Linked DNA regions of Homo sapiens: region 1 is linked to region 2. The links are chromatin contacts, found by POLR2A ChIA-PET in ENCODE. All regions are on one chromosome and are shown on one strand. The core of a region is the stretch at or near the end of the contact, and the rest is flanking DNA. Distances in the headings are between cores, read along the strand shown.

Region 1 (2,700 bases), core at 119-2,618, 310 kb before region 2:
TATGCTCTGTCTCACTTAATCTTCACAGCAACCCACTCAATAGGTATTTTTTACTTCCATTGTACAGAATTGGAGATAGACAAAAAAGCTAAGCAACTTAAGGTCATATAACTGGTAAGCAGTAAAATTGAGATTTAAATCCAAAGTACTTGTTCAGGCCCACTATAGCTTAAGAGGTGGAAAGAAAAGGTGAATATAATTTTTTCTTCTTTTTTTTTTTTTTTTTGAGATGGAGTCTCTGTCGCCCAGGCTGGAGGGCAGTGGTGCCACTTCAGCTCACTGTAACCTCCGCCTCCCAGGTTCAAGCGATTCTCCTGCCTCAGCCTCCTGAGTAGCTGAGACCACAGGTGCGTGACACCACGCCCAGCTAATTTTTGTGTTTTTAGTAGAGATGGGGTTTCACCATGTTGGCCAGGTTGGTCTCGAACTCCTGACCCTCATGTGATCTGCCCACCTTGGCCTCCCAAAGTGCTGGGATTACAGGCATGAGCCATCGTGCCTGGCTGTGAATATCACTATAGTTTCAGAGTATGGAAAGTAAACGTGAATATCATTTTCACAAATAATCTATATAATTTTATTATATACAATGCATTCACAAACTTTCGCACGCTGACCATCCTTAGACTTAAGATGGCCCAAGCCAGGCATGGTGGCTCACTCCTGTAATCCCAGTACTTTGGGAGGCCGAGGCGGGCGGATCACCAGGTCAAAAGATGGAGACCATCCTGGCCAACATGGTGAAACCCCTTCTCTACTAAAAGTACAAAAAAAAATTAGCTGTGCATGGTGGCCCATGCCTGTAGTCCCAGCTACCTGGGAGGCTGAGGCAGGAGAATCACTTGAACCCGGGAGGCAGAGGTCGCAGTGAGCCAAGATCTCGCCACGCGCTCCAGCCTGTGTGACAGAGCGAGACCCCATCTCAAAAAAAAAAAAAAAAAAAAAAAAGACGGCTGGGCACAGTGGCTCATGCCTGTAATCCCAGCACTTTGGGAGCACGAGACGGTGGATCACCTGTGGTCAGGAGTTTGAGACTGGCCTGGCCAAGAAGGCGAAACCCTGTCTCTACTAAAAATACAAAATTAGCTGGGCATGCTGACAGATGCCTGTAATCCCAGCTACTCAGGAGGCTGAGGAAGGAAAATCTCTTGAACCTGGGAGGCAGAGGTTGCAGTGAGCGGAGATTCTGCCACTGCACTCCAGCCTGGGCAACAAGAGCGAGACTCCATCTCAAAAACAAACAAACAAACAAATAAACAAACAAATGAACAAACAAACAAAAACCTTAATAAGATACCAGCAGTTAGTGGGCCGGGCGCGGTGGCTCACGTCTGTAATCCCAGCACTTTGGGAGGCTGAGGCCCGTGGATCACAAGGTCAGGAGTTCAAGACCAGTCTGGCCAAGATGGTGAAACCCCATCTCTACTAAAAATACAAAAAAATTAGCCGGGTGTGGTGGCCGGCACCTGTAATCCCAGCTACTCTGAAGGCTGAGGCAGAGAACTGCTTGAGCCTGGGAGGTGGAGCTTGCAGTGAGCTGAGATCCTGCCACTGCACTCTAGCCTGGGCGACAAAGCGAGACTCTGTCTCAAAAAAAAAAAGATACCAGCAGTTTTATGCCACTTTGCACATGTATTTTATTTTTTTAATCCAATAGCAACAGTTCTAAAACAAACACACCGATGCCAGCCTGTTCCACTATGCTTCTTAAAAGCTATTTGGCTTTTTTTAACGCAGATGAAGGGCAACATACTGAAGAAATCCTGAACTAGATGACCTTCAAGATTCCTTCCAACTTTGATGAGTTTAATAACAGCCACTATTTATTATTCGGCTGAGGAACTCCAAGTCAAATTTTATACGTGATTTAAACACCTATTAAACATCCTAAAAACACAGATGACAGCAATATAATAGGGAAGCAGACCCACCAGCTACTTATTGTGAAGTCCTTCAGAGGTTTCTTTAATCAGAGCATATGGTAACTTGCATGCTTACTATAGAAAGCATATTTAAACATAGTAAATGTTGCTTCAGTAAATTTAAAGCCTGGCACAAATGTACAAAAACACCAATACCCTATGCCTACTCTTTACATTAGTGAAATGCTTTAGAGTTCACAAAGCACACTATGTAAACCTGCGTTGTGCAACACTCCCGTATCATTGCATCCTTTTGAAATATGAGTAAACTGAAGCTCAAATTAAAAGACCTGCCAGTGGTTACACGTCTCAGAAATGGCATGTCAGCATTCAAACAGCAGTATAACTCCAAATCTAACATTTTTCTAAGTTAAGAAAAAAAATTCACTTGGCAGAAAAATTTATCTGACATTAAATGTTCTATCAGTGCAAAGTATGGCATTGATGGGCCTTAGAAGGTGTAACATCTCTTCAGAAGAGAAGAAAGAATCTTCTGGTCTAGAGGAATTAAAAATCTTAACAAAATACATTATTATTTTTGCTAAAAGAGAAATGATTACAGTAAGTAACTTTAAAAATGGTATCGTGATCAAGTTGATAGCTTACCTAATGCAAAGCTGTATTCCTGGGATAGAGTTCCTTATGCCATGGCCATCAAAAAGCAACATGAATAGAATGAGGAAGAAGAACCCATTTCAGTTTTGCTTCAAATTAAAATCACATTGACTTCTGGAAGGAAGAGTAACAGTGAAAATGTAAAAGAGATGCTATGTACACG
Region 2 (2,783 bases), core at 252-2,751:
CCAGCCCTCTCACTTTCCTGCTCGCCAACCACCAGGCACAGGCCGCGGTCAGGAGACTCCGGCTCCGGGAGGCTGAGGAGGGGGAGCTGCGCCAAAGTCTGGGAGGACACTGCCACCTGGTGGCCGCCTGGGCACATGCACGGCAGGGAACAGCGGCAAATTCATTCCCTGGCTGGCTTCATCAGCCCTCACTGACATCCGCCCTGCGCGGGACTCCCAAGGTAGCAGAGGAGGGGGCGGGCATGCCCAGCACAGCCCAGCATGAAGGCCACCTCCGAGGGCACATGCACGGGGCGTGGGGATCACCGGAGAGAGCAAGGAGGGCTTCGCGGGGCAGGGGGCATTCACATCTTGAAAGCAGATTCGGGGCCTGACTGGGGAAGGGCATGGACGGCACCTAGGGCAATAGGTGCCAAGGTGCAGAGGAGAGTGCCACGGGCACACATGCCTGCGGAGACAGCGGGGCTGAGGGCCTACGGCGTGGATAGTTAGGCCATCAGCCCCGGCTCAGGAGAGAACATGCAGCAGGCTTTTCAACTCTGAACGCACACCAGTCCCCGGGGGGTCCCGGTCAAATGCAGATTCTGACTGGGTAGGTCTGGGGCCAGGCCTGAGAATCTGCATTTCAAATAGCTCCCAGGTAACCCCATGCTGCTGGTCTGGGGATCAGTTTAGAGAATTCTACGACCCAATCACTGGAACCTGGGAATGGGTGTGGACATGGATGGGCAGAGAGGGAAGGGCCAGAGACCACACGCTGTGCAGAAAGGAGCTGGGGAAGGACTGGTTGGGGGAGGGGGTGGGACATGGCTTGGAGGTGCTCCACTTTGGATGCTCCAAGGCCATGCCAGGGAGATGCCTGCAAACGCGAAGCATCTCAGATGATAGAGGGAGAAAGCCCAGAGCCAGGTTCCTGCAGGGCAGTGGAGGGGCTGGGGGAGGCGTCCTGGGCCGCGCCCTTCTGCTCCTTCAGTAGGTCTTGCTGTATCTACTGGGCCGGGTTCCTGGGGGTGGCAGGGAGTGCTGAGGGCTGGCCGGCCAGAGAGAGCAGGTTAAGGGCGATTGCAGCCCCAGCCCGAGTGTCCACAGCCAGAGAGCCTAGGCCCGGGCCTAGCGGGAGCTTTCTGGATGGTGAGCGGGGGAGCAGGACGCTTCCACGCCTGTGTGAGCAACTGGCTGATTCGGCAGAGGGGCTGTCGTGGGGACCCTGTGCCGCTGTCCCAGTCTCTGTGGCCAGGAGTGGGGACAGGGTCACGGGGAGGGCATGGCTGGGCCCTCCGGGCTGGGCTGAGCTCCTCTCTCCCGGCCCGCGGGCTGGGGGAGGGCGGAGAAGGCGCCCCTTCCTGCCTGCACCACGCCGGTCCCCGCGAGGGCGCACAGATTGCGCCCCCACCCTCTCTCCCTCGGGATTTTTTCCCTTTTTAGGTTATCTTGGCTGGAGAAAAGCGCCACCCACCCCCGCTTCTTGTTTTCCCTAACTCCCCAAATGAAATTTCAACATATGTCCCGCGACATAATCCCCTCTGGCTGCGGCCGCCTTCCCGCAGACGCGGTCCCTGCCCGCTCCTCCCGCCGTGTTTACCCAGGAGACGGGGCCGCTTCTGGAAGCCCTTTCACTCCCTTGGGCAAACAGCGAGTACCTTTGAAGGTGGATTTGGACCCGGATCTGTTTACTCAAGACATTAGTCTCCTGCATAAGGAAAACCTGCACTTGCGAACAAACAGCAAATCCTTTTTGAATTAAAAAAATTTTCAATTAAAAAGCATTTGGTCCGCACAGCCCGGTCCAGCTGCGCAGCGCCGGGCCTGCGCCCTCTGGTGGGCACAGGCCGCCACTGCAGCAGCTGGGCAGCCCGGGCCTGAGGCCTCTCTCGGGAAAGAGATGTAACTGTCAGGGGTTCTGCCAGGGGTCCTGGAGGCTCTGCCAGGGGTCCCGGGGACCCTGCCACTGATGGAAGCAGGCGTCTCAGGCCACGGTGCGAGAGTCTCAGCTTCTAAAAGCCTTTTCTCATAGTGAGGTCAGTGTCCTGTGATAGAAGGTGCCAACTGCAGCTTCCAGCAGCACCTGGAAAGCACCCAGCTTCGAGGCAAAGAGGGGGCAATAGAACCTACTGGTCTACCCACAACTAGGACGATTCGTGTGCAAGTGCCTTGAAAGTGAAGAGAATTAGCCCTGGTTATGCATCAGAACCAAAGGCTTTAACCACAGTGATGCATGGCCCCCACCTGTGGTTGGCAGGAGTGGTCCTGGTTTAACCGGCACGGGGACACCAGCATTTTTTGAAAACACTCAGGTGATTTCAGTATTAATTGCACTAATCACCAGAGGGGAAGGCAAGTGCACTGCCCCTCCAGCCTCCTCCCTCCTTCCCACACCAGGTCTCATACTAAACACTCTAGAGGGCTCCAGACGAGAAAAGGCAGTAAGGGGCTGTTCCCAGCACCCGAGCTTTGCAGAGAAGGAAAGTGAAGCCCAAGAAAGGATCTGACTTCCTGAGGTCCCAGAGTGAGCTGGGCAATGCTGGACGAGGCCTGGGCCCAGAGAGGCGCAGGGGGCAGGCGCTGGGCTGGCTGGGAAACCTGCATTAGGGCAGGCATTGGCACCTACCTCTCCTGGGGTGCAACTCCAGCATGGGGGCCAGACCGACAGACATGAACTAGTGAGCTCACGGGTGAATCACGATAGGGCCAGGAATGGTGTAGTCCAGAGGGCAGGGGCTGGGCCAGGTGAGGACAGGTGGGAGGGAACCAAAGGGGCCAAGGCTGGGGCCAACGAGAAGAGT

What was found. ChIA-PET counts read pairs that join two places held with the same protein, here RNA polymerase II (POLR2A).
Region 1: POLR2A ChIA-PET joins it to region 2 with 11 read pairs in activated CD4-positive, alpha-beta T cell. The contact joins two enhancer-like sites. POLR2A ChIA-PET finds 5 or more read pairs at or near these places in 3 of 52 experiments (HEK293, activated CD4-positive, alpha-beta T cell and activated T-cell).

Annotation. Positions count from the first base shown.
Region 1 is chr9:126,808,744-126,811,443 of GRCh38, reverse strand. It overlaps ZBTB43 (zinc finger and BTB domain containing 43), which reads right to left. Exons shown (of 3, transcript NM_014007.4): 2 at 2,529-2,651. Among named protein-coding and RNA genes, the nearest start is that of ZBTB43, 5.1 kb to the right of the region's middle. Within about 2 kb of position 1,368, at least 4 of the 41 ENCODE cell types and tissues checked have a DNase peak (open chromatin) inside an H3K27ac peak, as active enhancers do.
Region 2 is chr9:126,498,398-126,501,180 of GRCh38, reverse strand. The region is part of intron 9 of MVB12B (multivesicular body subunit 12B); the gene reads right to left. Among named protein-coding and RNA genes, the nearest start is that of NRON, 89 kb to the right of the region's middle. RefSeq lists a silencer at 1,637-1,931. Within about 2 kb of position 1,501, at least 5 of the 41 ENCODE cell types and tissues checked have a DNase peak (open chromatin) inside an H3K27ac peak, as active enhancers do.